Linked DNA regions of Homo sapiens: region 2 is linked to region 1. The links are chromatin loops, found by intact Hi-C in ENCODE. Cell type or tissue: tibial artery. All regions are shown on one strand. Links, peaks and the distances in the headings refer to the core of each region. The heading gives the core; the rest is flanking DNA.

Region 1 (5,377 bases), core at 83-5,082:
CTCATGCAGCTCAGGGCCCTATGGTTGCCTGTACATAGCACGAGTACTTCTTAAGAAATCACTTGTGGGATGTGTGCTCCCCAGGTGAGTGCTCCACAGGTAAGTCCACTGGCTCATTCCCTGAGGTAGCAGAACTGGTGTAGGAGGCACAAGTTTTCCAGGAGTCCTGCTTGTGATGGCCTAGGCTTCACCCTACCCCTCCTCTCAACAACAGAGCAGGACAAGGAGGAAGGAAGCCAGCTGGGGCCAGGCGCAGTGGCTCACACCTGTAATCCCAGCATTTTGGGAGGCCAAGGTAGGGGAATCACTTGAGGTCAGGAGTTAGAGACCAGCATGGCCAACATGGTGAAACCCTGTCTCTACTAAAAATACAAAAATTAGCCAGGCGTGGTGGCGTGCACCTGTAGTCCCAGCTACTCAGGTGGCTGAGGCAGGAGAATTGGTTCAACCCAGGAGGCAGAGGTTGCAGTGAGTTTGCAGTGAGACTCTGTCTCAAAAAAAAAAAAAAAAAAAAAAAAAAGACGGAAGGATGCCAGGGGTCTTTGCAAGCTGGCTGTGGGAGTGGGAGGATCCCGGGAGTCCCACTCAACCATCTGGAATAGGTCTCCAACTTGTGAGTGGGGTGGATGGTATAGAAATGTCCTGAAGGAGTAGGAGGAGGAGTTATGAGGAAACGCTCGCTGTGCAATGTATGTTCTAGAACAGGAATTGGCAAACTTCTTCTGTAAAGGGACAGACAGTAAATATTTTAGGCTCTGTGGACCATCTGGTCTCTTTTGGCAAGGACTCAGCCCTGCCCTTGGAGTGGGAAAACAGCCATAGGCAGTAGGTAAACAAATGGTCATGTTTTATGTTCCAATAAAACTTTATTTACAAAAACAAGGGCAGGTGGGATTTTGCCCACAGGCCATCGTTTGCAGATCTCTGGTTTTAGAACTTGTTTTCATAGTTAGACCCATCTCCACTGCTTCCTTGTAAGTCATTGGCAAATATTTCTGAGATTCTGTTTCCTCAAGTCTAAAGTGGGGGTGATAATAGGTCTGTCTCCTAATGTTGTACATAGTAAGTGCTCCAGAAATGGTATCTGTTGTTGCTTGGTTGTTAACTTCTTCATTATGATTATTATTTCTTGTGAGGAACAGAAGGTACTCAGGAAAGTCACCCTAGGACAAACACGATCTCCCCTCCTGGCTTAAAAATAAAATGGGAACACTGATTCTACTTAACACTTCTGTCAGTAGGCATGAGTCTCTAACATTTCCAAAACCCTCTAACATCTGTTGGCAGGTCTTTGGATAGACTTAACAGTAAATCTGAATTCCTGAAGGATCCAAACTCATTTTTGTAACTTCAAATTGGAGACTGAACTAGAGATTTTTATGGAACTGAGACAGGTCAGGACTTGATGGTGGTTTAGGAGATTAAGTCATTGTCCCCGTAAATCATATCTGACTTCTAGTTTCACAGTGTGGCAAGACCATCCTTCTGCACTCTAAATTTCTTTCTTGCCGGGCAGTCATTTGTTGCTGGACACTTAGGAAGGAACATACATTTTCCTTTTACCTCTCTGTGTGCTGCCCGAACATCCCCAAGTCCCTGCGCTGGGGACTGCCTGTGTGGTGGCTCTGTTTGTCACTGTGAGGACCCAACATGTGGTCTCTGAAAAGCTGGCTTTTATTTAATCAAAGGGCCTCTGGCACTAAGATGTCCAAATTATTTTATTTGATTTTTTCAGAGCCAATAAATCAGAGTCTGAGATATATCTTGCAGCCATCTCCTTACCTGTATCCCTACCGCCTTGATAGAGGCCATTGTGTTGCCTTCCTGGATTATTTTCACAGCCTCCAGACTGAACTCTACGCTTCTGCTCTTACGGGTCCTCACCACAGCCTCCCCACCGCCCCCATCATCACACAGCAGCCAAAGTGGTCTTGGAAACATGAAGATCAGATTACATTAAAACTTTTTAATGGGGATGGGCATGGTGGCTCACGCCTGTAATCCCAGCACTTTGGGGAGCCAAGGAAGGAGGATCGCTTGAGGCCAGAAGTTTGAAACAAGCCTGGGCAACATAGTGAGACCCCGTCTTTCAAAAAAAAATTTTTTTAAGTTGAAAGATTAGCTGGGCATGGTGGTGCTTGCCTGTAGTCCTAGCTACTTGGGAGGCTGAGGCAAGAGTCTGCAGTGAACTATGATTGTTCCACTGCACTACAGCCTAGACAACAGAGCTAGATCCCATCTACAAAAACAAAAACAAACAAAAACCAAAAACACTTTCTTTTTTCTTTTTTTGAGTTGGAGTCTCGCTCTGTCGCCCAGGCTGGAGTGCAGTGGCACGATCTCAGCTCACTGCAACCTCCACCTCCTGGGTTCAGGTGATTCTCCTGTCTCAGCCTCCCGAGTAGCTGGGATTACAGGCATGTGCCACCACACCCAGCTAATTTTTGTATTTTTAATAGAGATGAGATTTCACCATGTTGGCCAGGCTGGTCTCGAACTCCTGACTTCAACTGATCCACCCATCTTGGCCTCCCAAAGTGCTGTGATTACAGGTGTGAGCCACCACACCCTGCCCCACAAACACTTTTTAATGGCTTCCCGTCAATCTTAGAATAAAATCCCAACTTCCTGTGGAGGGTGGTACATGAGGGCCTGCATCATCTTGTCCACTTCTACCTCCTGGCCCACTGGGTACCAGCCACATGGATCTGTTTCACATTTCTCAAATAAAAGCCCTCCTGCCTCAGGACTGTGTACATGCTGATCCCTCTGAGGTGACACTTGTGTTAATTTCCTCTTTGTGCTGTGACTTCATGACCACGGACTTAGTGGCTTAAAACAACACACATTTCTTATCTTCCAGTTCTGTAGGTCAGAAGTCCAAGATGGATCTCCCTGGGCTAAAATCAAGGGGCATTCTTTCTGGAGGCTCTCAGGATAATCTGTTTCCTTGCCTTTTCCAGAGGTACAGGCAGCCTGCATGCCTTGGCTCATGGCTACATCACTCTGACCTCTGCCTCCATCATCACGTCTCCTTCTCTGACCACCCCCCTGTCTCCCTCCTTCCCTTATTAAGGACCCTTGTGATTACAGTGGAACAACCTAAATCATCCAGGATGATCACCCACCTCATGATTCTTAGTTTAATCACATCCAGAAAGTCTTTACTGCCATGTGAGGTTACATGTTCACAGGTTCTGGTGATCGGGACGTGAACATCTCTAGGGGCCACTGTGCTCTTGTGAAACAGCTGATCCCTCTCCATCTTCTGGTCTTGATTTAAATGCACCTTCCTTAGAGAGGCTTTTGCCAACACCATCTGCATTGACTTCTGATTTTCTCTTCCACAACACCCTGTTATTTTGCTTTATAGCAATTCCTTCAATAAACATGTCTCTATTATGTAAGCCTTTTTAAAATTAGGTAGTCTGTGTCCTAAAGCTGAAGACATCCTTGCTACAAAAACCTTAACAGCCTGCACCTCAGCCCCCTAAGATCCTCTAGTCAGAGGAACCTCCTTCTCTCCACCCAAAAGCTTGGTTCTGCCCTGCCCTGGTCGCACATAACATCTTTTCTTCTTCTTCTTCCTCTTCTTCTTCTTCTTCTTCCTCTTCTTCTTCTTCTTCTTCTTCTTCTTCTTCTTCTTCTTCTTCTTCTTCTTCCTCTTCCTCCTCTTCCTCCTCTTCCTCCTCTTCCTCCTCTTCCTCTTCTTCCTCTTCTTCTTCCTCTTCTTCTTCCTCTTCTTCTTCTTCTTCTTCTTCTTTTTTTTTTGACAGGGTCTTACTGTGTTACCCATGCTGGAGTGCAGTGGCACAATCATGGCTCACTGCAGCCTCCACCTCCCAGGTTCTAGCAATCCTCCTACTTCAGCCTCCCAAGTAGCTGGGACAACAGGTGTGCATCACCATGCCCAGATAATTTTTTATTTTTTGTAGAGATGGGATCTCACTGTGTTGCCCAAGCTGGTCTCGAGCTTCTGGGCTCTAGCTATTCACCTACCTTGAGAAGGAGCAGGAGCATCTTAAAGATGATCTTGGCTTACCCCCAAGTCAGTCTTGCTGCTGAGCTCCAATGTCCAGTTTGGTTGGGATCTCAGTGGCACAGACTTCTCATGCTGTCTCAGTGGGGCACTGGGCTAGTCGGGGAGAAGGTTCAAGACTAGAGGGGCTTAGCTTGTTGACATGAATATGCCCTGCCAGTTACAGTGTTACTAGCAGGACTTTATCCTTGTCTGAATCAGCAAATGGCCTGTCTGGTTAGAGTGCTTGCATGCTCTAAAATGTATGATCTTAATCACAGCTCAGTGAGAATATTTGCAGGCAGAAGACTCTCTGTTTTAGGTTGGGCTCCCTGGAAGCAGACGCTGAGACGAGGATTTGTGTAAAAGTGATTTATTATGAGGGGTTCTCAGAAACACTAGTAGGGGAGTGGGAAAATAGAATGGAGAAGAGAAGAAGCCAAGAAGGGTGTTGGATCAAGCAAGGTCCTACAGGAGGACTGCTGTGGCTCAGTCCCCAGGACAGCTCCAGGGAGAGTTCAGGCTGCTCCTTGCAGTTTTCCGATCAAGACAAGAGAGCTGGCGTGATGTTTCAGAGACAGGGGCTTGCTCTGTCACCAAGGTTGGACTGCAATGGTGCGATCATAGGTCACTGCAGCCTCAAACTCCTGAGCTCAAGCAATTCTCTTGCCTCAGCCTCCCAAATAGCTGGGACTATAGGCACTCACCACCATGTCCGGCTATTTTTAATTTTTTTTTTTTGTAGAGATAGGGTCTTGCTGTGTTGCCCAGGCTGGATTTGAACTCCTGGCCTCAAGTGATCCTCCTGCCTTGGCCTCCCAAAGTGTTGAGATTACAGGCATGAGCCATTCCACCCGGCCAGCTGGCATGCTTCTAAGCCTGCCTTCACCACTAATTGGTTAAGGGCTGGCCTCCAAGGGGAGTGCAAATTCCCAGGCACTCCAGTCTCAGCACACACAGGCAAAGTGAGAGCAGCCCTCTGCCAACATGCAGGTGCTGGCTAAGAGAAAGCACACAAGGAGCTGTGTGCAGAGCGTGGTCTGAGTGCGTGTGGGCAGAGGCCCCAAGAGCCCTGCTATGTGCTCTTATTCCAAGTGGATCCATTAGTTTGTTCTGCACACATTCATCCATCTTCAACTCTGTGCCAGGCTCTGGGCATGCAGGCGACAAAGACACAGCCCTAACCCTCATGAAATTTTTACAGCCAAGTAGGGGAGACAGACATTAAGTTTTAAAAATCCTCCCAAAATGAGGAACTGTGATTGTGAGTAGCGCTGTGGATGAGAAGAACACCTGGGAGGAGACCTCGTCTAGCAGGTGGGCGGGGATGAAGCTTCTCCAAACAAGTGACGCTGAGCC
Region 2 (5,377 bases), core at 186-5,185, 570 kb after region 1:
ACCATTATTTCACTCAGCCAATCCTCTATTACTGGATACATAGGTTGTTTCTATAGGTATATGTTATAAATGACACTTTGATTCACCACTGCCTTTGCCAAACTATTTCCTTAGGATAAATTCCTACTGGAGCAGCCAGGTCAAAGAGTTTACACTTTTTTGGGTTGTTGTTGTTGTTGTTGTTTTTGAGACAGGGTCTCGCTCTGCTGCGCAGGCTGGAATGCAGCGGCACGGTCTTGGCTCACAGCAACCTCCGCCTCCCAGGCTCAAGTGATTCTCATGCCTCAGCCTCCCGAGTAGCTGGGATTACAGATGTGCCACACCACACCCAGCTAATTTTTGTATTTTTAGTAGAGATGGGGTTTTGTCATGTTGCCCAGGCTGGTCTTAAACTCCTGGCTTCAATTGATCCTCCCACCTCGGCCTCCCAAGTTACTGGGATTACAGGCGTGAGCCACCGCACCCGGCCTAGAGCTTACGCTTTGAGAAGAGAGAGTCCTTTTATTCCAAATTGCTTTCTACAAAGATTACACACCACTTTGGCTGCCCAGGCTATCAGACTGTACCAAGCAGATAAGTCACAGTGTTGTCCTTTTAATCTGCATTTCTTTTGTAACCAGAAAGGTTGGGTCATGTTTATTCCATTATCTATGAACAGACAAATTTCTTGGAAGTTGATCTCAGATGGCTACCTCCCCTTATTCACCCCACATTGACTCTTTTACTCCTTACAGTTTGGGATCCACTCCATCCCGCCCCCACCAAGATGCCCCAGCAAAAGGGCCACAAAAGCATCCAACCAAATGGGCCCTTCCCAGCCTCATCCTGTTTAATTTCCCTGCCACCAAACATTAGAGACCAGGCCATGCCTCTGTCCCTGAGCCTCTTAGGCCAGGCCATCCTTCTAAAAAAAATGTATAGTTGTTAGACGAAGCCTGTTTTTTTGTTTTGTTTGTTTTGTTGTGTTTTGAGATGGAGTCTCACTCTGTAGCCCAAGCTGGTGTGCAGTGGTGTGATCTCAGCTCACTGCAATCTCCACCTCCCGGGTTCAAGTGATTCTCCTGCCTCAGCCTCCCAAGTAGCTGGGATTACAGGCACGTGCCACCACACCTGGCTAATTTTTGTATTCATAGTAGAGACAGGGTTTCACCATGTTGGCCAGGCTGGTCTCGAACTCCTGACTTCAGGTTATACACCCGCCTTGGCCTCCCAGAGTGCTAGGATTATAGGCATGGGCCACTGTGCCTGGCCCAAATTCACAATTTCTTTAATCCAATTTGAGTTTTGACAATATGCAGTCATGGAACCACCACCACGACCATAATATAGAATATTTCAGTCCCCTAAAGTTCCCTTGCACCTCTTTGCTCTCAAGCCCTCCCTACTCCTACTCCCTAGCAACCACTAATCTACTTCTTATCACTATGATTTTGCCTTTTCTAGAATTTTCTATAAATGGAACTGTAACAGTCAATCTGTATGAGTGCAGCAACCTCAATTCTTGCCTCCTCGGAAGAAAGAAATCATCCAAAGGACATAAGGTAGAGTGACAGACCAAGGCAATTTTTAGAGCAGGAGGGAAAGTTTATTACCAAGCTTTAGAGCAGGAACAAAAGCAAGGAAGGTACACTTGGAAGAGGGCCAAGCAGGCGACTTGAGAGAGCTCAAGTGCATGGTTGGACCTTTTGACTTAGGGTTTTATATGTTGGCATACTTCCAGGGTCTTGTATCTGTTCCCTGATTCTTCTGTTAGGGTGGGCTGTCTGCATGTACAGTGATCTGCCAGTGCTTGGGAGGGGCTGCATGCATACTGTGTTTACTGGAGTTGTACATATGCCTACTTGAGGCGTTCTTCCCTTACTGGCCAAATGTTCCTAGAAGGCCATATATCAGTTAAACTCTGCCATTTTGCCTGTTAATGAGCATGCTTGAGTCCACTCGCTCAACTCCCAAGAGCTTATTGGGAAGATGCTCTTCACTAGTTTCAGGTCTTTCTATCTATTGGTAGACTGTCTTTCCCTGGCCCTGGCTGTGACCAATTATTATTTTAGAGAACAGCTTAACAGCTGCCTGACCATCACCTGATTGTCGCCTGACAGTCCTGGTCTGTGGATCGGGGGGAGCCCTCTCCTGCCCTGCTCATGTCTGCCTGCCTACTGTAACAGAAGCATACAGTATTTGGGTGTTGTGGGGTTTTTTGTTTTGTTTTATTTTGTTTTGTTTTTAGAGACAGGGTCTCGCTCTGTCACCCAGGCTGGAGCGCAGTGACAGGATCTTGGCTCACTGCAACCTCCACCTCCCGGGTTGAAGCAATTCTACCTCAGCCTCCCAAGTAGCTGGGATTACAGGTGAATGCCACCGCGCCCTGCTAATTTTTTGTATTTTTAGTAGAGACGGGGTTTTGCCATGTTTGCCAGATGGGTCTCGAACACCTGACCTCAAGTGATCCACCTACCTCAGCCTCCCAAAGTGCTGAGATTACAGAAGTGAGCCGACGTGCCCAGCCAAGGTTTCTGTTTCTGGATTCTTTCACTTAGTATAATGTAAATGTTTTCATTTAGCGTAATTCATCAATGTTGTTCCGAGTATCAGCAGTTCATTTCTTTTTATATCATTGTATGGATATACCAGTCTGGCTATCCATTTCCAGGTTGATGAACTTTGGGGTGGTTTCAAGTTTTGGGCTATTTTGAAGGAAGCTGTTAAGAACATTCAAGTACGTAGGTTTTTATTCCTCTTGGGTCAATTCCTAGGACTGAAATTGCAGGTCACTGTGAAGGTGCAGTGGGTGCATGTTTCACTTGATAAGAAACTGCCATCTTGTTTTCCAAAGTGATCGTACCATTTTACATTCCCACCAGCAGCACATGAAAATTCCAGCTGCTCCACATCTTCACCAGCACTTGGTATTGTCAGCCTTTATCATTTTAGCCACACGAATAAGTATGAGGTGGTATCTCATTGTGGCCTGAATATGCATTTCCCTAATGATGATGTTGAGCGTCTTTTCCACGTGTTTATTTGCTACTTGTGTATCTTCTTTGATTAGAATTTTTAATTGAAATAAAATGAGGTAGGCCAGGTGCAGTGGCTTATACCTATAATCCCAGCACTTTGGGAGGCCGAGGTGGGAGGATTGCATGAGGCCAGGAGTTTGTGACCAGCCTGGGCAATGTAGCAAAATCTCATCTCAACTAAAAAAAAAAACAATTAGGTAGGCCAGGGGCTGTGGCTCATGCCTGTAATCCCAACACTTTGGGAGGCCAAGGCAGGGGCATTACTTGAGCCCAGGAGTTTGTGACCAGCCTGGGCGACATAGCAAAACCCTGTCTTACAAGAAATTAAAAATTAGCCAGGCATGACGACAGGTGCCTGTAGTCCCAGCTACTCAGGAGGTGGGAGGATTGCTTGAGGTCAGGAGATGGAGGCTGCAGTGAGGTATCTTCATGCCACTGTGCTCCAGTCTGGGTGACAGAGACATTGTCTAACAAAAAAAAAAGAAAAGAAAAGAAAAAAATAGGTTAACATAGTCCCATGGTTTTAAAATATTTAAAAATACAAAAGGGAGAAGTAAACTCCTTCCTTTCCCTGATAACCCTCTGAGGGCAGCAGCTGAGGAAACTGAGGAACAGGCAACTTTTCCCAGGTTACAAAGCTAGAAAGTGGTGGAGCTGGGATTTAAGCCAAGGCAGTCTGGCTCCAAAAAATGGATAGACCCTTATCCATTTTTACATCAATGGTAGTACACCATTTTCCATCCTGTTACTGACTTTTTCACTTCAAATGTCTTAGGTATTGGCCTGGCAGTGGCTGTAATTCCAGCACTTTGAGAGGCTGAGGTGAAGGGATCACTTGAGCTCAGGGGTTTGAGACCAGCCTGAGCAACATAGCAAGATCTCATCTCTACAAATACAAAAATATTAGCCAGGCCTGGTGCCGCACACCTGTAGTCACAGCTACTAGGGAGGTGGAAATGGGAGGATGGCTTGAACTCGGGAGGTCAAGGCTGCAGTGAGCTGACATTGCGCCACTGCACTCCAGCCTGCGTGACAGAGTAAGACTCTATCTCAACAACAACAACAAAAATCTTGGGTATTTTTCCATATCAATTCTTATTGGGTGACCTTATTTGTTTTGGTAATCCCATATGACAACCACTGAAATGATGTGCCATAACTTATTTGGCAAGTCCACTATTGACAGACATTTAAATTCTTTCCAACCCTTTGCTACAACAAATAATGCTGCAGAGAATATCCTTGTGCGAACCTCCCTCTATGCATGTGTAGGTATATCTGTCCAATAGATTCCTGGAAGGAGAATTACCAGGCCAAAGGGTATGTGTCTTCACTATTTTAGATTACCTATTTCCCCACATCCTCTCCAACACAGTGTTAAACTTCACCATTCTTGCCAATTGGATAGCTTTAAAAAAAAGCCCATAGGAGTTGAGAATTTGTGTCCACAAAAAAAACCTGCACACAGATATTTATTTATAGCAACTTTATTCATAATTGCCCAAACTTGGAAGCAACCAAGATGCCCTTCAGTAGGTGAATGGATAAATAAACTGCTACATCCAGATGACAGAATATTATTCATCACTAAAAAGGAATGAGCTATCAAGCCATGAAAATGAAACAAGGAAACATAAACACATATTACTAAATGAAAAAGACCAACCGGAAGAGGCTACATACTATATGATTTTAACTATGTGACAGGGGGTAGTGGGAGGAAGGGATGAATACACTGAGCACAGAGAATTTTTAGGGCAGTGAAGTTACTCCATTATGATACTATGATGATGGACACATATCATTAAACATTTGTTTATTTTATTTATTTATTTATTTATTTATTTATTTTGAGAAGGAGTCTTGCTCTGAAACCCAGGCTGGAGTGCAGTGGTGTGATCTCGACTCACTGCAACCTCAGCCTCCTGGGTTCAAGCAATTCTCCTGTCTCAGCCTTCCAAGTAGCTAGGACTACAGGCACACACCACCACACCTGACTAATTTTTGTATTTTTAGTAGAGACAGGGTTTCACCATATTGGTCAGGCTGGTCTTGAACTCCTGACCTTGTGATCCACCCACCTCAGCTGCCGAAAGTACTGGGATTACAGGTCTGAGCCACCATGCCAGGCTGTCATTATACATTTGACCAAACCCATAGAATGTGCAACACCAAGAGTGAACCCTAATGTAAACTATGGACTTGGGTGATCATGATGTGTCAATGTAGGTCCGTCAACTGCAACTAATGTACCACTCTGGTGGGGGTTGCTGATAGCCGGGAAGGCTACGCATGGGGGAGGAGAGGGATGGGAAATATTTGTATTAATACTTTCCTCTACATTTTGCTGTGAACCTAAA

What was found. A loop is a pair of places that touch in the nucleus more often than their neighbours do. Peaks named below come from ENCODE experiments on the same cell type or tissue, not always from the same donor. Only the 100,000 strongest peaks of a DNase experiment are listed, where the experiment ranks them.
Region 2: a loop joins it to region 1, with 7 times the contacts of the local background. A loop is called at or near these places in 1 of 110 quality-filtered maps.

What each region holds. Positions count from the first base shown.
Region 1 is chr16:22,659,402-22,664,778 of GRCh38, forward strand. No RefSeq gene overlaps it. Among named protein-coding and RNA genes, the nearest start is that of LINC02890, 49 kb to the left of the region's middle. RefSeq lists an enhancer at 5,277-5,377. In tibial artery, for the core only: no CTCF peak of the experiment used is centred there; no DNase peak of the experiment used is centred there; H3K27me3 peaks cover 1,335 bases.
Region 2 is chr16:23,231,372-23,236,748 of GRCh38, forward strand. No RefSeq gene overlaps it. Among named protein-coding and RNA genes, the nearest start is that of SCNN1G, 51 kb to the left of the region's middle. In tibial artery, for the core only: no CTCF peak of the experiment used is centred there; a DNase peak (open chromatin) is centred at 3,200; H3K27me3 peaks cover 350 bases.